Linked DNA regions of Mus musculus: region 2 is linked to region 1. Evidence: chromatin loops called from intact Hi-C (ENCODE). Cell type or tissue: left cerebral cortex. All regions are shown on one strand. Links, peaks and the distances in the headings refer to the core of each region. The heading gives the core; the rest is flanking DNA. Region 1 holds the start of Flywch1 (FLYWCH-type zinc finger 1). Region 2 holds the start of Elob (elongin B).

What was found. Peaks named below come from ENCODE experiments on the same cell type or tissue, not always from the same donor. Only the 100,000 strongest peaks of a DNase experiment are listed, where the experiment ranks them.
Region 2: it touches region 1 in a loop (3-fold over the local background); 15 of 42 quality-filtered maps call a loop at or near these places.

Annotation. Positions count from the first base shown.
Region 1 is chr17:23,770,357-23,775,730 of GRCm38, reverse strand. It overlaps Flywch1 (FLYWCH-type zinc finger 1), which reads left to right and starts at 4,129. Exons shown (of 8, transcript NM_001357994.1): 1 at 4,129-4,316. In left cerebral cortex, for the core only: CTCF peaks have their summits at 1,484, 3,246 (motif pointing left) and 3,915; DNase peaks (open chromatin) are centred at 1,468, 4,043, 4,543 and 5,116; H3K4me3 peaks cover 1,951 bases; H3K27ac peaks cover 1,444 bases.
Region 2 is chr17:23,827,214-23,832,548 of GRCm38, reverse strand. Elob (elongin B) reads left to right here and starts at 3,440. Exons shown (of 4, transcript NM_026305.2): 1 at 3,440-3,466; 2 at 3,571-3,705; 3 at 4,976-5,081. The coding sequence starts at 3,464. In left cerebral cortex, for the core only: CTCF peaks have their summits at 3,095 (motif pointing left) and 3,720; DNase peaks (open chromatin) are centred at 3,242, 3,710 and 4,035; H3K4me3 peaks cover 2,392 bases; H3K27ac peaks cover 1,580 bases.

The DNA of each region.
Region 1 (5,374 bases), core at 181-5,180:
GTCCTAATTCTGCTTTTTAAATAGAGTCCACTTTGGTTTCTCTTTTGCCGTGTGCTTTTGGTTGTCTGGTTTTGTCAGATGGTCAGTGGATCTGGGCAGGGTGTGGTAGTTATTCCTTTATCCCAGCATTTAGGAGACTGAGGTGATGGGACAGGACCTGAGGTTAGGGAGCTTGCTCAGTCGGCAAATGTTTCTGCTGCTCAATTGTGAGGACTGATTTCTAGCAGTCCCCATTGGAGGAGGTAGATAAAGGACTGAAGGAGCTGAAGGGGTTTGTAACTCCATAGGAAGAACAACAACCAGACACCCCCCCCCCAGCTCCCAAGGACTAAACCACCAAGGAGCACACATGGAGGGACCTATGGCCCCAGCTACATATGTAGCAGAGGACGGCCTTGTCGGGCATCAATGGGAGGAGAGGCCGTTGGTTCTGAAGGCTCGATGCCCCAGTGTAGAGGAAATCGAGGGCAGGGAGGTGGAAGTGGGTGAGTGAGTGGGTGGGGGAACACCCTCATAGAATCAGGGGGAGAGGGTGTGGGATAGGGGTTTGGGGGCAGGGAAAGGGGATAACAGTTGAAATGTAAATTAAAAAAAATTACCAATTTAAAAAAAATAGAAATTTTAGGGCTGGAGAGACTGCTCTTCTAGAGGTCCTAAGTTCAATTCCCTGCAACCACATGGTGACTCACAACCATCTGTAATGGAGTCTGATGCACTCTAATGGTGTGTGTCTGAAGACAGCTACAGTGTACTCATATAAAAACAAAAATAAATCTTTTTTTTTTTTTTTTTGGTTTTTTGAGACAGGGTTTCTCTGTATAGCCCTGGCTGTCCTGGAACTCACTTTGTAGACCAGGCTGGCCTCGAACTCAGAAATCCGCCTGCCTCTGCCTCCCGAGTGCTGGGATTAAAGGCGTGCGCCACCACGCCCGGAATAAAAATAAAACTTAAAAAAACAAAAAAGGAAACAAAACAAAACATGATGCTGTGGTTCGGTCCTATAACCCCAGGGCTCTATAGGTAGGAAGATCTCTGCAGCATGTTGGCAGTCGGTCTAGCCAAATCAACAAGCTTCAGACAGTAAGAGACCGAGGTGCAAAAAATAAGAGGGAACGCAATTGAGGAAAGCACCCAATTTTGACTTCTGGCCTCCACACACGGGACACGCCCACAGGGACACACACACACACACACACACACACACACACACACACACACAAGCCTGAGGGCAGAGTTGAGAGAATGACTAGAGAGAAGCCAGGGAGAAGAGGAGCCCAACAGGAACAAGGCTACCCTAACCTTTGTGTGCAAACTCCAGCCTATGTATCTAGCCTATGGGCTAGAGTGGCCCGCTCTATCCAGTTCTCCTAAATCTTCACTCAGGGACTCTGTCTCACACTTGTTTTGGTGACTACATAGATGGGGGCGCGCTCTCGCGCCGGTCCAGCATCTCTAAAGAGCACGGGTTGTGAGCGCCTCCTGGAGTGCGGTCCTGGATTACCACTCTCAGTTCTGCAGTGGCAGAGCAAGGGCTCGCTCCTTAAAGGTACGTGGCTTCTTGCACGTATAGTGTATTAGATTTATTGCCCCCACTTCCTGCCCCATTCCCACACTACATAAACTAACACTACCAGGGAAGGAATCTCTGTCTATTTGGGCTACTGAATTTCTCAGTGTAAAGACCATAAGGAGCAAACAGTGCATGGGAAGGAGAGCTGAGAGCCCAGATTTGAGATTATCATATTGCAGAGGGCTTATAGTTCCGCTCATGTACAGAATAGATGTGTGGATAACAGTAGACCTGTGGGTGCGGGGTGCTGCATTAACTCTGAGGTGAAGGGACAGCAAGGCAACCGTGGAAGCCTGCTAATCCCAGGACGGTTTCAGCTATGTTAAAAGCAAGAAAGAGGTTCAAGGCAGAGCAAGCGTCCTCCCTGGGGGAGAAATCCTCCTGCTTCTGCCTCCCAATTAGTGGGATTACAGGTGAGCCATCACCATCCCTGTTCTTAAACTTCGGCTTTCAAAACAGGGCTCCTTGTGTCCTCAAACTCCTGATTACTCTTCCCTTACCTCCCAAGTAGCTAGGAGTCCAAATGTGGACCATCATACCAGGCCAAACTGGCATTATTCTGTGTTTGAGGTTGTCTCAAAATCCTCAAGGGATGGGATTGCAGATGTGGCCACCACACTCAATTTTGTTTGTTTTCAAAGATCTGTCTGCCTGTCTATTTATTTACTTATTTGTTAGCTATTTGAGACAGGATATCTCACGCGTATGAGCATCTGCCTGCATGCATGTGTCTATAATATGTACATGCCTGATTTTAGAGGAGGCCAAAGAGGGTGTCAGATTTCCTAACTGAATTTTGTCCTCTGTAAAGAGCTGTTTAAGTGCTGAGAATCGCTAAGGCAGTGGTTCTCAACCTGTGGGTCACAACCTCCCTGACAAACCTCTATCTCCAAAAATATTTACATTATGGTTCATAACTAGCAATATTACAGTTAGGAAGTAGCAACAAAAATAATCGTATGGTTGGGGGTCACCACGGTATGAGGAACTGTATTAAGGGGTCACGGCTTTAGGAAGGTTGAGAGCCACTACCTAACAGTGTTTCTTTTCAAAACGGTTTGTTTTTGGAGACAGTCTATGAAGAATCAGCTTCCAGGACTCGCTGTGTAGCCCAGGATGGCCTCATTCTCCTGCCTCTGTCTCCGCAATTCTGAGTTTACAGGCTTGCCCCGCCACACAGGGCTTCCCATTTTCTCTCTAAAAGTTAAAAGTTTTTTAACTTTTAGATTTCTGAAACCAAAACCAAAACCAAAACCCTTATCTTTCTCTTCTACTTACTTATTCACCTATATTGTTGTTTTTAAAACCCAGGGTCTCATGTAGCTCAGGCTTGCCTTACATTCACTATGTAGCTGATGAAAGACTTGAATTCCTGATTCTCTTGCTTCTGTTTCATTTGTGCCACACACATTCAGCTCCTGGATTCTTATTTAAATATGCGATCTGTTATTGTCACTATTTCAAATCTCAGATAGTCCTGGATTGGGAGAGGGGGGTATCTAAGGGTTTCAACGTGCTGCATAAGAATGTTCTTTGGAGGGCTGGCGAGATGGCTCAGTGGTTAAGAGTGCCGACTGCTCTTCCGAAGGTCCAGAGTTCAAATCCCAGCAACCACATGGTGGCTCACAACTATCCGTAACGAAATCTGATGCCCTCTTCTGGAGTGTCTGAAGACAGCTACAGTGTACTTACATATAATAAATAAATAAATCTTAAAAAAAAAAAAGAATGTTCTTTGGAACTGGCTCAGTTATGAAGACCATTGGGCTGCTTCCAAAGGACCCAGCCTTGATATCCAGCACCCACATGGTGGTTCATAACTCTGGGCAACTCCAGGAGATCCTATGCCCTCTTTTGGCCTCCACAGGCACCAGAAATGCACATGGTGTACAGATACACATGCAGACAGAACATCCAAATACATTTTAAAAATACACTTAAAATATGTCAGAGTTATGTTTTTTAAAAAATAAAAAAGAAAGGAAGGAAGGAAGAAAACTGGGTGGCAGTGGCGCATGCCTTTGATCCCAGTACTCACCGTGCTAGGGTGGCAGAGGCAGGCTGATCTCTGAGTTTGAGGCCAGCCTGGTCTATAGAGAGCATTCCAAGACAGCCAGGGCTACGGAGAGAAACCCTGTCTTAAAATAAAAATAAAAATAAAAAATAAAGAAATAAAATACTTAAAATGTAAAAAAGAAAGTTCTGAAGGTCACAGGCCTAAAGACGCACTTAAGCCAAAGCTACAACTTCGTAAGAATGCAGTCAAATCCTATAAAAGTCCTGTTCTCTCTATCAATAGCGCTGTCATCCTTTTAGTGATGACTCCCAGCCTGCATCCTTGCTACAAATTCACCTGTCGCCCCGCCCTCCCGGATGCAGTAGCGGGACCATGGGTTGTCCCGCCTTCTTCCTTGTTAGTAGACCCGCCCCTGATGCTGATTGGCTAGGGTGTCAAGTTGACACTGCGCAGAGAAGACCCGGAGAAGTGGTATCCGCCTCAGGAATGGCTCCGCGCCTCTGCTGCGCATGCTCGCTAGTAGTTTCTAGGCTTCCCAAGCAGGCGTCTCGCGGGGGCGCGCGCGCGGGCACGGGCTCGCTCCCCAGGGGGCAGTTGGCGGCGGGAGCGGGCGGCGGGGTCGTGGTTCCTAGAGCAGCCCCGGCTGCTAGGCCGGCGCCTGCGTTGGCGGACACTCACACGAAGGATCGGGTGGCTCAGCCGCCGGAGAGGCAGGGCCCGCTGCCGTCGGTGAGGACGGGCCCCTGCGGGCGGGAGGGTCGGACCAGCGGAGCGATGCCTGGTCCGGCTATCCTGGGGTCGCGCCCGGTGCTGGGGAGGGGCCCCAGCTCTGTAGCTCGGGCATGGGGTGCTTCTTTGTCGGACATCCACGATGCGCCTCCTTTCTACCTGATCTCTCCATCAACCCACTCGACTCCTGTACCGATCTTAACACCTCTAAATCCGGGACCACACATTCGCCCATCTTCCTTGAACCGTGTCCACCCATTGCATGTCCATCCAGCTCTGTCCTCCGTCGCGGCCCATCCTTGGCGGCCGCAGGTCCCAATGACCTTGCACTTTTTGCCGGTTGTTACCCCTCCTCGTTCAGACTATAGGTTGCCCATTGTGGCTTTCAAACTTTGTGACGCATTCTAGACTGAGAAAGATGTTTTATGTGTATATTCTGTGCCTGAAGATAGATTTCGTGAATCGCAAGTTTAAAGAGAGTCGCTTACCAATCTCACATGACGCAGATCTATTTAGGCTGTGTTCTAATTCATTCCTTTCTGTTCCGTTCCATTCCATTCCAAATGACTGACTTGCTAACCCATTGATTCAAGACCTAGCTTATCTGACAGTTTTAAACCCCCCTTTACTCCTTACTCTACAATCAGATAACCATCCCCAAGAAAGATCTTTTTGTTATGATGTTTTGTTTTTAACTTCTTTGCTTTCCAGGGTCCTTACCATTGCTGGGGCTTGGTTTAGATTTCTGGTATGTTTATCTCATTGTTCTCCCAAGTGCCACTAGTCTGACTTGTGGGAACAAAACAGCATATGAAGTAGAGGAGAGCTGATAATACATGCTCACTTATGCAGATGAAGATGGCTTTGCTGGGGGAGGGATGTGAAGCTGAATTGTTAGGTAAAGGAATCCGTCTAGCCAAGATTCTCATCTAGGAGGATTGCGGAAATCTATCAGTTGGCTTCCCACATCTCATGTGGGTTTTCCTTATCATTCTGAGTGTGTGTTTGTGTGTCTCTGTGCATGCATACACAAGGCTGTTTATCACTCTCTGCCTTAT
Region 2 (5,335 bases), core at 336-5,335, 57 kb before region 1:
GATCAGTTAACAACACCACAGCTCGTGTGATATGTGCTTGAATGAGGCGATGGAGTAGGATCACTGTACCACTTCATTAAAGACTTGGTTTTCCTATTTGCCAAGTGAGAAAAGTGGTGCCCAAATTCACACCTGAGTCTAGTCACAGCTGGCAGGGTGTAGCCCGGGGTTCATTCCTAAACAGCCTGCTTTTCAGGGTGTCCCATTGTTTTCTCCACTTTGTCGGCCTTCTTAGCCCTTTTGTAGATTGTCTCACCAGCCCCCAGTCACTCATTAAGGAAAATTAGGCCTGGAGGAGGTTAACTGCCCGGAGCTGCAGGGTCACCTCAGGAGCAAGTCAGGCACGAGGCTAATGCGAGCCAGGGCAGCAGCATGGTGGGTTCACATAGTAAGTGAATCAAGCCAGGAAATGAGTGACCTTGATTGCTTATAGCAGATGAGAGCCCTAGAGAGCTTCCCTTAGACAGACAGTCTCACAGAAAAAAAGAGAAAGAGGAATTTATTGGAAGACTCACCAAAGTTAACATCAGAAAGACTTGCCATCACAGGAAAAGATGCGTTCTTGCATATGGACAGTCTGATATCATGCCTCACCGCGGCACTTTTTGAAAGAAAAAAACTTTGAGACAATGTCTTACTTTGTCACCTTAGCTGGCCTGGAACTATGTAGACCAGGCTAGCCTTGAACTCACAGAGAGAGACTCAACTCCCCCTGCCTCCCAAGTACTGAGATTAAAGCTGTGCTCCTGGTGTTCTTTGTAATTATGTGTCCAAGTGTGCCTCTATCTCTGTGCACATGAGTGCAGGTGCCCACAGAAGCCAGCACTGTCACATCCCCTCCAGCTGAAGTTGCAAGCAGTTGTTAGCCATCTGCTGCGAACACTGGGAACTAACTCTATAAGAACAGTCATTTCTGTGATTGTGGGGTCCCAAGCATCTTTTCAGTCCCAATGCAGGTTTAAAACATAGAATGGGTGGGGAAAAAATTTCTGTACATCTTGAAAACTCAAGGCCAGTTTATACTATATGGGGAGTTCCAAGTCAGCCAGGACTACATAGTGAGATCTTGTCTCAAAAAAAAAAAAAACAAAAAAAAACCCACACAACAAAAAAAAAAAAAAAAAAAAAAACAGGAAATTGTGGTATATACCTATGATCCTAGCACTCAGTCAGGAGGTTGGCAGTAGAAAAATTGAGACCTCAAGGCCAGCCCAGGCCACCAAAATAATTAAGTAGGAACCCATTGGTTAAAACAGTACATACTGCTCTGCAGAGGACCTGAGTTCAATTCCTACCACCCATGGCCGTCAGTCCACAACCACCTGTAACTCCAGCTACAGGGAACCCCTGGCCTCCCAGGCACGACACTCACATGTACAGACCCCACACAAACATATAATTAAAAATAAAAATGTTTAAATAGGGTGGGAATGTCTCTAGCAGAGAATTTAGTATTGTAATATGATTAAAATGAGGAAAGCTCACTCTAGGTAGGTATGGTGGCTACTGAGTTCAAGGCCAGCCTGGCTTAAGAGTATCAGGAAAACTTGCTCCAAACAGAGCTAGTTAGCACTTTGTTCCTATTTCCCTAACAAGCTCAGACAGACAATTCTCCCAGATCCTACAACTTAGGGCCACCCATTAGCCTTGTCTGAAACTCTGATGGTTGCCCACCACTGGCAGAGAAGCTGAGAGGGCCTTTGGTCTTATAATTTAGGATGGCACAAATCAGTGTTCGAAGGGTCTGAAAAATCAAGCCTACAGACCTTTCTGGGAACTGAATCTAGGACGGAAGGTGAGCTGTTGACCCAGGTTCCTGGAGGGAGAGGACAATATCCTGTCTTCTTCAGTCCCAGGAAATGTACCAGAGATAGTAAAAGGAATGAAGATAATCCAAAGAGCCACTGTCCTTTTGTTCCCCACCCCTCTTTGACTATCAGTCTGTAAGGATACATGATTCTCCAAAGAATGATACCCCAGACTCAAATAGTATGTAAATGCAAAGAATGTTTTAAGCTGCACAAGTCCAGCATGCTGGGGTCTCCTATTACCAAGATAGAGACACCCAAGTGAGCTTTCAGGCCTGATTTAAAGCACATTAGAGAATTCCAGTGTAGGTGACCTCTATGTTAATCTGTTGTGCACATCTCTACAGAATTCTATTAACATGGTGTGGGGACTAGAAACTTGCTGGGGAGGTCTGGGAACTGTTACTAAGTAGCTGAGGATGTCTGGAAACTGCTGCTGACCCACTGTCCTTGCATCAGACGAGGTAGTTGGGACAGTCCATTACCTGGACATGAAGGCTGGAGCCTAGGGTTTTGTTTTGTTTTGTTTTTTTAAATCATCAATTGACTTCCCTGGACTTGCCCAGTTTTTAGGCCTAGTGTCCTTAACTGCCAATTTGAAGTCTGTCGTGAAGTCAGCCTAGCCTTCTCAAGGCTGTTAAAAACAATGGTCTCCAAGTAATCAGGATTTCCCCAGGAATCTCATGTTGGAATAAGGAAGGGTTTGACCTGAAACAGATGTCACAGCTCATCAGGCCATCTTGTAGGACAGTCAAATGATGGGCCATACCTTGCCTAACACTACTCATTTGTTCCATTTCAGTTTAAACAAACTCCACAGTCGACTTGGGAAAGTCACTGGACCTCTTCTTATGGCCACATTAAGTAAACCTATCAATGCTTTTCACTATTAACACTTTTTAGTTGGTGTACTGGGACCAGGTGGCCAAGTCTAGCTAGAGTGGACCCTAATAACTACAGCAGAAGTCTCGAAGAGCAATAGTTTCTCTAGCTCCTAAGAGGCCACAAAGCATGGCTGAATTGGATTTAACAAACCCTTAGACCCAAGCCTAGAGCTGGATGAGGAGAATACACAGTGGTGATCTTAGATCCAAAATTGTACATCGTCTCAAAATGGCTGTAAAGTTACCCCTCACATTCCCTGCAAGAGCTTGACCCATAAATAAACGTGGGCTGGAGAGATGGCTCGATGATTATGAGGACTGGCTGTTCTTCGAGGAGTTAGCTAGGTTCGATTTCCTGCACCCCACACGACCAGAGGACCCGACGGCCCTCTTCTGGCCTTCCCAAGCATTGCATGTAACAGTTGCATAGGCATAAATGCAGATAAAACACTCATATAAAATTGTTCATGGCAGATATGCATGAGTAGCTCTCCGTGACTCACTCTCTACGCCCCAAAGCAAGCCCAGCTTGCACCACGGATCCGAGACGGGCTCAATATATAACCACCTATAACCCAGACACCGAGATGGCGGCCAAGCACAGGAAGTGGCTTCCGGATCGCTTAAGATGGCCGCAACGGCGTGGGAGGGGCTGCAGGATAGGGGGCGGGGCGGGCGGGGCCGCGCAGAGCACGCTGGGTCGCGCTTGGGCTGCCGGGAAGGGGCGGAGCGCGGCCGCGCCGGCGCGTCGAGCCAGAAGCAGCCGCCGGGATGGTGAGCGGGCGCGGGGGGGAGGGGCGCGGGGCCGGGGGCGGCGGGGGCTCCGGGGCCACGCCGGGGGCCGCGGGCTAGCGCTGACGCGGGCCCGCCGTCCTCAGGACGTGTTTCTCATGATCCGGCGCCACAAGACCACCATCTTTACGGACGCCAAGGAGTCGAGCACCGTGTTCGAACTGAAGCGCATCGTCGAGGGCATCCTCAAGCGGCCGCCAGAGGAGCAGCGGCTTTACAAGGTGCGACGAGCGGGCGTGGCGGTTGCGCGCGCGGGGGTCCAGACAGGACACTTAACAAGGAGGTCTCTTGATCGTGCTGAAGAGCCGGCAGCATCAGGTCTCCCGGCAGCCGCCCCGCCCTGCCAGGCCGTCTTGCTCAGCGGTTGGGGAAACCGAGGCCTCGATAATCTTACGCAGCCGAAGGTCGTGGCAGAGCCAGGGTTTGTTCCTGGCTAGCCACCTTCGGCCTGTCGGGAGCCCACCGGAATCCCACTGTCACAGGGTGGGGTGGAACTCGAGGAATGCAAGTGTTGTTTAGAAGATAGGTCAAGATCCCACCAGTGATTCACCCAGCCAGTGTTTACCCTCGCCAGTCTTCTGATGTTCTAGAAACACTTGGCATTCAAGCTCACCTCCAGAAGCCAGCTCCAGTTTTGAATAAGCTAGCCTGCGGAGTTGGGTCCTCATGCCCCAATCCCGAGTCAGGCTTCCCAGAAGCGTGCCAGTAATCTAAATACATTGAGCTAATTCCAGCTGTAACTCCAGATTAGAGCCTGGATTCATGTCTCTAAAGGGCTTTTCTCACTGATACCCACTGATCTTTTTCTTGAAAGACCCTCTGCTGGTCTAGGAACCACATAGTGTTTTTAGTGCTGCTTTCTATGCTCCTCATAATTCCCGTTTTAAGGTTAAGGTTGATTTTTAAAAGAAAGGTGGGGAGTGGAGAGAAAAACTTGATAGGACTCAGGGGTGCAGCTGTGTTTAGTGTTAACATAACCTGTATGAAAGCCTAGGTTAGATCACCAGGCGGAAAAAACTGGGCAATAATCCTGTTTGGGAGCTAGATGTAGGAGGATCAGAATTTCAAGAACAAAATACTGTTTGAGATATTTTCTCAAAAAAAAAAAAAATTCCAACTACCTTTTGAATTAGATATATCTAGAGAGCTTGGAAAAGCCAGAATTCAGAGGCCTGTGAGTTTTATTTTTGTGTGTGTGATACCTGCTCTCATACAGTCCAGGTGCTCAGGTGCTCTGGAGGCCAAAGGGATCAGATCTCATGGAAGTGGAATTGTGAACCAATCTATATGGGTGCTAGAAAATGCCCTTGGAAGTCTCTGCCAGAGCTTTTAGCTGCTGTAAGCCATCAGTGCAGTCAGAGCTGGAAATTCTTGGATATAGTCCTGGAATATGTGTTTTATACTTAGGGATGCCTCTTCCTAAGTTCCTCACCTAAGTTGGCTGTCTTTGGGACCTTAGGACCTCTCCCTAAACCCTGCTTCTCTCTTCAGGATGACCAGCTCCTTGATGATGGCAAAACTCTGGGCGAGTGTGGCTTCACTAGCCAGACAGCACGGCCACAGGCCCCAGCCACAGTGGGCCTGGCCTTCCGAGCAGGTAAGATGGCTAACCTGGATGGATGGTAGCTAGCATCTGGTAACATCCAAAGAACAACAACTTTGGAAGCCTATACTGCTCCTCTGAGCTTTTAGGGAATACCTTTTCAGTCCACAAAGATCATGAAGTATTTGTTTCCTTGTTAAAAAACAAAGCATAGGGACTGGAGACATAGCTCAGCAATTTAAGGGTAGCTCTTCCAGAGGAGTTGGGTTCCATTCTAGGTCAGAAGTGTAATTGTACATCAGGGGACT